Regions from separate parts of the Mus musculus genome. Here all the other regions are linked to region 3. The links are chromatin loops, found by intact Hi-C in ENCODE. Cell type or tissue: heart. All regions are shown on one strand. Region 1 overlaps Lrrc8d (leucine rich repeat containing 8D). Region 2 overlaps Lrrc8d (leucine rich repeat containing 8D). Region 3 overlaps Lrrc8d (leucine rich repeat containing 8D).

Region 1 (4,000 bases), 62 kb after region 3:
CAGCACACTTCTGTTGCAGGACGAATTCTCCCTTCACACTGATGTCACAGGGAACTTGCAGGGTTTAAGGCTGAAATAAGATAATGACCTGCACTGTACTGACTGTTGTTAGCCTTGTGGGTCATCTTCCACCCATAGCTACCTTTTTCATATATTGAAGTTTTAAATAACTCATTCTAAAGGAATGGTAGTTTGAAATGTTAGGTTGTGAGACAGGAAGAATTTGTGGAGAGTGTCACGATGCCTGTAGATTCCTCTCTGCTTCAGAAAGCAGCAGCCCCTACCTCACATCCTCTCCTCCCGTGGCACATAAAACATCAGGGAGAAACTTTGTGTGGGATCAGAATCCCATGTCCATGTGCTAAATCGTTGGTGATATTTGTGTTAAGAACTCATCACTCACGGGCTGGAGAGGTGTCTTGAGCGGTTTGGTTTTCCAGAGGACATGGGTTCAGGTCTCAGCATCCTTGTGATAGCTCACAACTGTCAGTAACAGAGTTCTAAGCAAGCGAATGGCTTCTCCTCACCTCTGCAGGTAATAGTCCTGTACCTAGTACATAGATACACATGCAGACGAAATACTCATACACATTTAGATGGATGGGTAGATGGATGGATAGATAACAGCATTTCCTGGATGTTTTTTTGACTATCTTCCCAAGAATTTGGTGGAGAGTGGTAAACTATCCACTCTCAAATAAGACCAAGCAAATTATTAAGCTTCCCTTTCACCATGGTTTTGCACATCTGTCTTGAATATCAACTGTAAAAAAGATAGAAGAGAGGAGGTATGAACCCCAGTCCACATTCAGAACCAATGAGGACAAGGATCAGCTGATTGTTAGCCACATCCCCTACTCCCCCCCCCCCCCCCCCGGCCATTTTAAACACTGATGCTACTTCCTATAGACTGGACCTTGTGGACTTAAGTACTCTTTCCCTGTCTCAGCGGGGCAGCAGAAACTGGCAGGCTACCAACAGGGAGAGCCACCTACAACCCTCAGGCAACACAAAGTCCACAGGCAGGGAGGGCCTCCATAGCCCTGCCTAGTTAGTGAAGAGAGTGGGCAGAGAAGCAGCGGTGGATTCCTTCAGGGATACCCCTCAGGTCTCTCTCCTAGGGGAGCGCAGAGCCCTGTTAAGTCCCGCTCGCAGATTCAGCCAGGGCTGGAAGCTTCCTAGTCACAGACCTCTCCTCCCCGGATGTTTACACTGCCATGTTCCAAGCCCCTTTTAATAATTAATCCCTGTGTGACTAAACCACGAGAGGAAAGATTGCTTTTCATAAAAGGCTTAGATTGTTCTGCTGGTGGGCATCTGTAGGTGACCACGGCAGCCCAGAGGTGAATTTTACATTAAACACACGCAGAGTAAATTGCATGGCGGCCGGCAGCCAGGAGCAAGCTCATCCCGGCTGCTGAAAAGCATAGACATCAGCTGCTGTCATCGCCCAGGCCAGTTCATGACGCCCGCCCGGCATTGCTGACAGCTCAGCTTTGGAAGTTACTGTGTGTAACCACACAGACCCCTCACCCCCACCTCCGCTGTTCTTGGCATCCGAGTCCTGTCTCAGGACCACAGTCTGACAGGACAGCCACTGGCTGGGTATCTGCCTGGGCTTTTGGCTGATGTTCTCTGCCAAACCTTGGTAGCTAGCTGCTTGCTACCCAGGACCAAGGGCTGACTCTCATGAGGAAAACCTGTCTGTGTATTGTGCCAGGTTGCGCTACTTGCTGTCTTCAGATGGGCTCTGGGTTTAGACCAGTCTGTGCACAAGCATCTGTAGCAGGCACTTGGGTAGAGCTCCCCCCAGTTCAGGGTCAAAGCCCCAGCCTGCTGAGTCATCTCGGTTCTGCCTAACTGGCTAGGACTTCCAGCTTAGCCTTTCCTGCCCGAGCCTTCTACCTGTCAACAGCTCTTTTGTGCAGATCTGTGGGGGTTCAAGTGGACAGGGAGCAGGTTTGAGGGAAGCCCTGCTCGGCTGAACTCGGGTGTTGTGTTACAAGAAACACCCTGTGAGTAACCCACACCTCCAGCCCAACCTGCCAGCATCTGCTCAGGTGGAAAGGCTGCCGTGACCTAGCCTTGGGAACACAAAGGGTCTCCAAGGCCTCCCATCCATCCTGCAGGTGCCAGCCTTCCTGTCTGCCACTCTGCTCTGAGGCCAGAGAGCCAGCAACAGCTTTTTTTTTTTTTTTACCACTTTGGTTCCTAATCGCCAGGGATGAACTGAGCCAGAAGAATAAATACAGAAGAGCAGACACGTACAGCTTAAGCCTTTGTTTCAGAACTTGAAAACAAAACATGTTCAGGCCAAAGACATCTTTACCCCTTCCCTGTTTGCCTCGGCCTCATGTAACTCCCTTCTTGAATTACACCGCTTTGTTAAAAACATTTCTGATTTCCCCAGACCTTTCCACCCGCCTCTCTCCCTCCCTCCAAGGGATTTAGTTTTTTCCAGGTTCTGCCCCACTGAGCTCACTCTTCTGAACAGTTGAATTGTTAAAAATGACCGTGGTGGTGTTACACTAGCAAGATTTTGCTGAAAGGACCCAGATATAGCTGTCTCTTGTGAGACTATGCCGGGGCCTAGCAAACACAGAAGTAGATGCTCATAGTCAGCTATTGGATGGATCACAGGGCCCCCAATGGAGGAGCTAGAGAAAGTATCCAAGGAGCTAAAGGGATCTGCAACCCTGTAGGTGGAACAAAAATATGAACTAACCAATACCCCCCGGAGCTCGTGTCTCTAACTGCATATGTATCAGAAGATGGCCTAGCCGGCCATCAGTGGAAAGAGAGGCCCATTGGTCGTGCAAACTTTATATGCTTCAGTACAGGGGAATGCCAGGGCCAAGAAGTGGGAGGGGGGGAGGGTATGGGGAACTTTTGGGATAGCATTAGAAATGTAAATGAGGAAAATACCTAATAAAAAAAATGACCGTGGTGGGATTTGTGCCCACATACAGAGGAGCAGAGGGAGTGAGTGATAGGTGACAGCTCTCCCAGGTGAGTCACAGAGTAGTGGTTCACCAGAGGTCCTGGGACCTTACACACCGGGAACAGGTTGTTTCTGTGTCATTCATGTGGACTTGCTACTTAGAATATACAAATTTTTCATTAACCTCTATCATCCACAGGAGACCCCTGTCATTTAACTTAAAAATGTTTCATGAGAATGTTGGTAAATCCTTAGAATATAGTACCAGCCCCCATTTCACCCAACAAAGGGAAATGCCCAATGAATTTTTGACACCGTAATTCAGAGAATTTATTTTATAGCCATTGATCATGCGTCTTGTATCCAAATCAGCCAGAAACAGATAATTAAATATGCAGAGACCAGTAAGACACGTTCTCTCCTCTGAAGTGGCTCAGTTCGTTGAGTGAACAACAGTTATATCCTAGTGTGTTCACACCAGTGAACTGCAGGTGATGTGGTACGAAAACTCGGAGGCAGCCCTGTTCACTCAACCTTTCGGTGGGACGGAAGGCTTTGCTAGGACACACTGGAGTTTGGATTTCTAAGTAGAAACTAAATTTTAACAGTTTGAGCCATGAAGGTGCCTACAGGTCCATCTATCCAGGCTGCTTCTCCACACATGAGGGATCTGAGGCTTGGAGACATGTGGCGACCTTGCCTGGGCCCAGCAGCAGTGTATGATCAGGACAAGAATTATGCTGGGACTCCACCCTCTTCCTGCTGCTGGAAATTGATGTTGGGTCATGGGTAGGTCCTCCCCGTAAGAATCTTAGGGAGACAGGTCAGCTTTTGAGTTTGTCTTCTCCTAAATGACCTGTGTTGTCATTTAGAGGTACCGTACAAGGGCTGTTGGTTGGCTTTCGGCTTTTCAAAGTCTCCCTTAAATGGATGACCGACCTGCATCATCTAACATTTAATTACAAAGGGCAGGACACTCAGGACACCTTGGGACTGGATTCGTGTGTGGCTCATAGGGAGTCTAAGAACACCAAGTACAACAGATTGTTAAATGTAACA
Region 2 (4,000 bases), 69 kb after region 3:
GAGTGCAGGCTGAAGTATAAGTGACTTTCATAATTTGCCACCCCATACCTGGCACTCAAGTCTTGCCAGATGCATTTCAGATGGCTTGAAGTTGTGTGTGCATGCCGGCTGCCTCTCTGTGTGGGTGTGGGTGTAGGAGAGAGAGAGAGAGACAGAGAGAGAGAGAGAGAGAGAGAGAGAAAGAGAGAGAGAGAGAGGGAGGGAGAGAATGTACATGCCTTCCTGCGTATATGTGTATGTATGTATATCTGTATGTGCATGCCTACCTTTGTGTGTGTGTGTGTGCATGCCTACATGTAAAACCAGAGAAAGATACGGAGTGTCCTGCTCTGTTGTTCTCTATGTTATTTTCTTGAAATGGCGTCCATCACTGAATCTCCAGCTATGTTAGTACTGTAAGCCCCAAGGAACCCCATCTTTACTCCATCCCACTGGGATTACAGTCTTGTCTGACATCAGACCCAGCGTTTTACATGGGTGCTGGGAAAATTGACTTTAGATCTCTTCACTTACTCCAAGCAGTTTTACTCTCAGAATCACCTCCCAGCCTCTGACTTGGACTCTTGCTGAGGAGTTGGGACACAGTTTTCTGACCACGGTGGTGGTGGTGGTGGTGGTGGTGGTGATGATGGTGGTAGTAGTGGTGGTAATGATGATGGTAGTGGTGGTGGTGATGATGGTAGTGGTGGTGGTGGTGGTGATGATGATGATGGTGATGATGGTGGTGATGATGATGGTGGTGGTGGTGGTGGTGATGATGATGATGGTGATGATGGTGGTGATGATGATGGTGGTGGTGATGATGGTGGTAGTAGTGGTGGTGATGATGATGGTAGTGGTGGTGGTGATGATGGTAGTGGTGGTGGTGATGATGATGGTGGTGGTGATAATGATGGTGGTAGTGGTGGTGGTGATGATGGTAGTGGTGGTGATGATGGTGGTGGTGATGCTGCACCGTTACTCCCCATCCTGTGTATCAGTTAAGGCTCAAATGAAATGATATCATTTGTGGAAGTATTGAAACTAGGAAGCCCCTGTAGTATTAAGAGTGTATATTACTGTTATTCTAGTCTGTTATTTCAGTGTGACTTTATTACTCTGTGAAGTAGGTGACCTCACTGCCATTTCACAGAGGAGAGAACTGAGGTACAGTGAGATTGAGAGCCTCAGCTGTAACCCTGGGTAGCAGCAAGAAGCTTGGAAATCAGGCTAGGCTTCAGTGTGTTCCAGGCTACTGCCGGAAGCCTGGCTCCTGATGCCTCCAGAGTGAGCAGGAGGCAGACTGTAGGGGGAGGACGGGCAGCTTCATGCTGGGGCCCTGAAGCTGCAGGAGTGACGGTGTGCAGTAATTTTTGATGTGACCAGCCACATTGCATCCAGCTCTGGCACCCTGTTGTGGGGTAGAATAGGGCTAACCTCAGCATTGCTTTTGTCTCAATGGAGAGTTCCTCGGTGGCTCTCAGAGGAAATGAAGGCTGCTCTGTCCAGCTGCTGCTTCCTGTTCCATAATTCTGAGACACTTTTTTTTTTCCTTCAAAGCATCGAATGCTTTATTTTTAAACCAATGGAAAAATACTATCAACCTGCTTCTTAGTATTTCCTTAAAACCTGGCTGTGCTTCTTTGCAGTATACAGGGGTGTGCGAGAGTCTGCCATATTGCTGCCTGGGACGGCAGGAGCCAGCTCAGTGTCTGCTTTTCCACAGCAGGAATGAAAAGCAATTAAGTCAGATCTGATGGGGCAGGAAGCTTGCTGAGGTTGGTCGATGACAGCATCCAGGGGAGGCCTGTAATTGACGTCTGTGCCTCCCTGTCTCTCCATGTGCTTGTGCAAACTCAGGCCTGCTTTTTCTTCTGCCGGTGATTGTGACATTAGCGAATTCCCAACCTGAGTCACTTAAGCGGCACCGACTCCTCATATAGCACTGAGGACAGCAAGGAGCCTTGGGGCAGAGGTGATAGTTGCAGCCTGGTAAAGGATTGCTTGCGGAACCAGTGGCCCCGTAACTAAAAGCAACAGGTAGAAATATTTTCTCTTAATACCTCATTTTCTTTTCCATTCCCTAAGCAGCAGAGAACGTGTATGGGCTCTCGTGGTTCGTCTTTGGAGAAACACTAATTTAGGAAATGTTATTTTGCAAAGCAGACTTAAAAGAAAGTCCTAAGTATGCCAAGTTCTAAATGAGACTCTTGGCTCCCTTAGAGGTGGAGGGGAGTGGTTTGGGGGGAGGGGGCTAACAATTGAAGATTGCCCTGTGAAGATGCCTGCAGTCTATCTGCCTCATTCCCCCACCCCCGACCCCACTGTGACCAAGGACATAGAGTAAATCCGGCCACTGTTGCTGACACTCCCCTTAGAAAGAGCAAACATTTCCTTTCATGCTTTCTTCCTTCCAGTGAGATCTAACTTGAGTTCTCTGGATGTTTAGCCTTCCCAGAGACTTTGGCCTGGTGGGAGAGCCTGACCCTGTCTGCATTATAAGATATTCACAGAGCTGCTCCTCTGTGTGTGTGTGTGTGTGTGTGTGTGTGTGTGTGTGTGTGTGTGTGTGTGTTGGGGAGGAGAGGTGGGAATTACAACTCACCCTTTTCTCCCCCCTTCGACTACAGAGAAGGACCCTTTAAGGTTTTACGATTGGGTGAGCGAGATGGTGGTTAGCAAAGTTAATGTTTGCCCGGGTAGTAAAGGGAAAACAAACACTGGAAAGGGAACTTTCACAGGGGTAGGAATTCTCTCATCTTTATCCCTTCGTAAAGGTGTGAAGGTTAAACAAACTGTGAGTGTGAGTGTGTGTGTGTGTGTGTGTGTGTGCGCGTGCGCGCGCTTGTGCACACCCCCAGTCAGAATGTGTTTGTGTGTATAATTTGATGCCTCTGCCCTTTCTCAGCTTCTGTCAGCTTCTCCCACCTAACTCCTTCCCTTGCCTAAAAGTGTGGCTTTTGCCTTCCACTCCTTGCTGCAGCCCAAGCTAGGCTTTTCCATCCAGGTGAGTTGGAAGAAGCAAATATTCAAGTTTGGGTTTGGGCCTGACCTGCCTGAGCCAGGTTTCGTTTGTTGCGAAGCCTCGAAGTGTAGCTTGCTGTCAGTGGGCTCTCACCTGCACATCCTGCCGTATGTGTCTGGAGCCAGTTCCTGGGTTTCATGATGGCCCCTTCCGACTGGCCCCTTCCGAGCGCCTTCTCTAACTCCTTCCATAGCCCTCCTTTGCCCAGTTCTGCCATGTCCTCTGGATGCTGATGACCCTGGGTCTGCTCTTGCCTGTGTCTCCCTGAGCATCTCATCGGGCACATGTTGACTAGTTTGTGGGTCTTTCTCTAGTTCACTTTGAATAGTCATGTTAGCTCCACCCAAGTCTCTCTCTACTTTAGTGTGTTAGCTGTCCAACCTGAAAAATCAAACAAACATCCATTCTCCCGTCTCTATCCTTTTCTCTCCACTGTTTTCCGGTGCCTGACTCCTGGAAAATATCCCTGTATCCTTAAATTTTCCAGAAGTTTACCCCTCACCACTCTCTGGGGGTCTGAGGAACTACAGCAAACCACTGGACTCTTGAATGTTCTAAAACCCATCTCTCCATTCTCCTGGTTCCCATGAGATGCAGTCTTTATGAGGCCAGGCCCCCTCCTTTGCTCAAGACAGCTCTCATTATTGGGTGTTTTATTGCAGTGGCCTGAGTTGAATCATCATCGCCTCAACTGTCCAGTGTATTTTGCCTCTCACGGGTTTACTGTTAACTTTGTTAGAGTTACTATCATACTTGATTTTAATGTGACTTTATAGTATATTAATTTGCTCTTATAACTTGTCAGTTATTTATTCATGTAAATTCCTGTTCTGTATCCTCCACTCTAAGACCTTTGATGGTGTTAGAGAAAATACTAGCTATGTAGATAAGGAAAAAAGTCTGTCCAGATCTTATTTCTAAATGCTTTTTCTTAATAAGTACTTTTTTTTTTTTTTGAGACAGGGTTTCTCTGTGTAGTCTTGGCTATCCTGGAAC
Region 3 (4,000 bases):
CTTTGAAGCGGGTGATTATTGGCAGGTTAAAAACTGCAGGAAGTTTTGAGCTGAGGCTTTCCTTGGCTTTCCTTCTGATTGGGGACTTTGTGAGCCCTTTGGGAAGAAGCATTCCGTTTGTCAAAAGCATTGTTGGGTCCGGCCGTGGGATACTGGTGGGCAGAGCAGGACCTAAATGGATTCAGAGCCCTTCAGGAGATTTGTAGATAATTTGCAGACTAGGGTGAGGGTCACTGATTTTTGAGGCCTCTGCCCTATCTCTGCCAAACTTGAATTCATTTATGTCATCTACATACAGCTCAGGTCTGTGCCCCTCTATCTTGTGAAGGGGAAGGGTGGGGCCAGAGAGATGAGGATTGTGTTCTGTGTAGGTGTCTAGAATGTCCTTATTGCCAAGACTCCTGACTTTTAAAGATATGTTCCATTTCTTAGCCTGTGTCTGGAGGGTAGCAGCTACATGCTACGGACAGATGAATGTCAAGTAGGTGCTAACGAAGGAAATGGCCAATGGGGAATGGCCAGTCATTTTCCTGAAAACTTCAGGCAGGCATTTGTGTTTTTGCAAGCAGCATTTGCCTTCTTAAACCTGCCTTGTTAGACAGAAAGCAATCCGTGGGACAGATATTAGCTCGTTAGGTTCTGCACTGGACAGACTTTGTCCCTTGGCATTTGAGTGGCCATCAAAACCTGTTGAACTTTTGCTACTAAGTAACTCTGAAGAGGCTGACGGAGGCAGTACAGTTCCTGGATGAGTGCACCCCATGCCCCCCATTCCCCTTAGTCATCAAGGTCCTTGCAAAATCAGTTGGGTGAAAAACCCAGCTCCCTCACAGTGGGAGCCTGTAAATAACAGGACCATTCTGAGACAAGGGATGGATCCCAGATGGTCTCTGGCCTTGACTTCTCCCCTAGAACTCACTATTGTCCTAGGAATTCAGAACATAGAGGAAATGACCCAGATTTTATACTTAGCAAAAACCTGGATTCAGCTCTCCAGTGGACCACTCTGTAGCTGAGACATCGGGCCAGTTACTTAACTTCTTGACCCTGTTTCCTCATCTGGGAATATGGGAGCAAGGTTTTTATAGAGCTGTTGGGAAACCGCTAAGACCTAGCTGGTCTTAAGACTGAGGCGCTTAACACTGAATAGGACCTGAATTTGCAACAGTTTCCTCTTACTGTCAGAATTTAGCTTTTTAAAATATATATAGAATAATCATAGTTTGTTGTTTCTGTTCTGTTTAGAAACAAGAGCAACTTAATTAAACTAACAGGTTGATGCCACAAGGAGTCATCTGCTGTGTGATAGTTCCAGGTACAGGGGCAGGCACGTTGCAAACTCTGGCCAACTCTGGGAGTTGGTGAGATCTTGCCTTTGGTAGATTTTGAGCCACCTGTTTACTTTTTTACAAATTAAAAAAAGAATATTTATTTACATGTTTGTGGGCACTTGTGTGCTGCTGCAGTCATGGAGGTCAGAGGATAGATTGTGGGAATTGGCTTTCCCTTCTTCCACCATGTGGGTCCTCTGCTTGGTGACAAGTGCCTTTACTGCTGAGTCATCTCCCGCTGCGTGCCCCACCCCACCCCTCCTCGTGCGCCTTAGTTTAGTACTCTGAATTTACTTTTAAGTCGGTGCCAGCCTGTAAAGGCACTTGTCATCAAGCCCGACCACTTAAGTTAGAACCACAGAACCCATGAGGTGGAAGGAGAGAACTGACTTCAGCCGGTTGTCCTCTGACCACCACACATACACCGCGTTCCGCGTGCGCCGCCCACCTCCCCCGCCATAAATACATTGGAAAAAAAAAAGCAAAAAAGGAAAGTAAGTTGGACTTTGACCAAACTGAACGTCACCTCAGAACTTACAACTTTTCTGTGATTCATAATCATGTGGAAGAAAAGTTGAGGGTTTCCTTCTCGGGGAGGATTGGTATATGGTAAATGGGCTGGTGATCCCCTTGATCTGAATGGAGAGACCCTAGGAGGAACTCAATATTTGCAGGGTTCACCCCCACCCCCTTCCCCCATTTCGTGACAGCTCTATTGCGGTAGCTGTGCACACGCTTCTCTTTTGAGTCAGCTAGGCACAAGACAAGTAATTTCCTATCCTGAAGCTCCCTGCTGCGCGTGGATCTGCTGGGATGTGGCTGCTAACTTCCCAGATTTGCATACTCGCTGCCTCCTTTCCCTTGGCAAGGCTCTGGTCTTTATACCTTCCCGGAGGTGATTCTTCTCCTGGGAGGCGGAGGCAGGGTAGGGAGGTGAGGCAGCGGGGAGGCGAAGGCCAAGTGCCCGCTGCCCACCCCAGGGAGCCTGAGCGTGAAGTCTGCGCAGGGAGGTGCGTCCTGCAGCTGGGGCTGGACCTGCGGCCGGCAGGGGGAGGCCGGATCGGGGCAAGCGAGCCGGGTGGCCGCGGACCCCGGCGTGCAATCGCTGGCTGGATGGCTGCCTGTGCGAGTGCGAGCCGCTGCCCCTCGCTTGCTCGCTCCATCCGCGGCTGCTGGCTGTTCCACGGCCCCTCTGCCAACACACTCTCTCTCGCTCTCTTTGAAACAGGAAGTGCACTGCTGACTGCAACGTGCTGCCGGCTCCCAGGATGGAGGAGTGAAGTCTCGCGTCGCAGCGGTTCCAGCCCCCGGAGCCTGCCCGCAGCCGAGTCCTCGAGAGCGCCCTGAGGGAGCAGGGTGGCCACCTGGTCCAGGTGCGCGGGCTGGGGCGGGAAGGAGGGGTCGTTGCTCGCGGGGACTCTCTCTCTCGATCGCCTGTGCCTGCCACCATGTCCTCTTCCAGGAGTCTCCGTCACTTTGTCGCCACCGCCCAGGTGTTATGGGACAGGGCAGGAAGGTTCTGGCAGCGTGGTTTGGGGACCTCAGGGTATTCCCCTAGACTGGTGCTCTCCAGGCTGGGCTGCCCTGGGACTGTCTGGGCTGCCTCCTGGAGTCCCTAGCTGCCCTCACCACTCTTTCCAGCTGCTGCCCGGAGCAGCTGCTCTTTGTTCCTCACTCTTTGGCCTGAGGCTGTCTAAATACCGCTCTGGGAAGCTCGAGACTGTTGGGTGTTGCTGAAGTTGGTATGAGGGCGAAAGTGGAGCGAGAAGGAGGAAGCTGGTGAGCCCTGGGCGAAGCTTACAAAAGGCTTGACAGCAAGGCTGGGAAGCTAGCTAAGGAGCTGGGTTGCTTGTAGAGCCAGGCTATCACAAACTGAGGGAATTGGTGGTGCAGACATACACTCGGAAAGGTAGGGACCATGAATGAGAAAGCAACAGCAGAGAGTTCTGAGGTGTTTAGTCTGGTGTCTGGCTGGTGAACGCTGCTGTGGTTTCGCTGTGTGGAAACATGGTGCTTTATAAATACGAGCCAGACATTTTAAATTTATTAAACTCCAGTTGCCACCAAACTAAAATAGAGATGACTTTCCTGAGACTTACCAGGTAGACATGATTTCTTAACCATGCCTTGCTTGGTTCCAGGTGCTAGGAGGAGGAGGATAGATGCTCCAGGACAGGTGGACTTACAGTGTAGACTTCACACCTTTATTTCAGAGGATGCTCCTCTACAGGCCTAGACGTCTTCTCCCTCAGTGGAGCAAGGCCTGGCTGTATTTATTCACGGGAGACAGCCATCTCGCTAGGGAACCACTTTGGCTGAGGAGACTCTGTTTGGGATGGTTGTTATGACAAGCTAAATGTCTGAGCCGTGGAGAAGCCAGCAGCAACGTCTTGCTTCTTTTGGAGGCTGAGGTGTGAGCAAGTGGCAGGAGGGAGAGGAGGGAGGCTCTGCCAGAAGGAGGGGCTTTTTCTGTACATGCTCCAGTCCTTTGTCTTGTTGGTTGTCATGCTTTCTCAGAGGCAAGCTGATTACTGAATTTAAGTCCATGCCCCTCAGTGGCAACCATCCCTCTTGGGGTGGGACAGGGACTGGTGTCTGACCACGTAGCATGGACTGGCCTGGAGCTCAGATGTGCCTGCTTCGAGAATGCTGGGATCAAAGGCTTGCAA

What was found. Hi-C counts contacts between places; a loop is a spot of excess contacts. Peaks named below come from ENCODE experiments on the same cell type or tissue, not always from the same donor. Only the 100,000 strongest peaks of a DNase experiment are listed, where the experiment ranks them.
Region 1: a loop joins it to region 3, with 1.8 times the contacts of the local background. A loop is called at or near these places in 2 of 42 quality-filtered maps.
Region 2: a loop joins it to region 3, with 1.8 times the contacts of the local background. A loop is called at or near these places in 3 of 42 quality-filtered maps.

What each region holds. Positions count from the first base shown.
Region 1 is chr5:105,791,450-105,795,449 of GRCm38, forward strand. The region is part of intron 2 of Lrrc8d (leucine rich repeat containing 8D); the gene reads left to right. Among named protein-coding and RNA genes, the nearest start is that of Zfp326, 83 kb to the right of the region's middle. In heart, no CTCF peak of the experiment used is centred here; DNase peaks (open chromatin) are centred at 1,068 and 1,652; H3K4me3 peaks cover 1,409 bases; H3K27ac peaks cover 927 bases; H3K27me3 peaks cover 805 bases.
Region 2 is chr5:105,798,685-105,802,684 of GRCm38, forward strand. The region is part of intron 2 of Lrrc8d (leucine rich repeat containing 8D); the gene reads left to right. Among named protein-coding and RNA genes, the nearest start is that of Zfp326, 76 kb to the right of the region's middle. In heart, no CTCF peak of the experiment used is centred here; DNase peaks (open chromatin) are centred at 1,397 and 1,727; H3K27ac peaks cover 331 bases; H3K27me3 peaks cover 1,178 bases.
Region 3 is chr5:105,729,671-105,733,670 of GRCm38, forward strand. It overlaps Lrrc8d (leucine rich repeat containing 8D), which reads left to right. Exons shown (of 3, transcript NM_001122768.1): 2 at 2,560-2,704. Among named protein-coding and RNA genes, the nearest start is that of Gm42166, 27 kb to the left of the region's middle. In heart, a CTCF peak has its summit at 2,384 (motif pointing right); DNase peaks (open chromatin) are centred at 871, 1,671, 2,461 and 2,961; H3K4me3 peaks cover 1,876 bases; H3K27ac peaks cover 1,270 bases; H3K27me3 peaks cover 2,483 bases.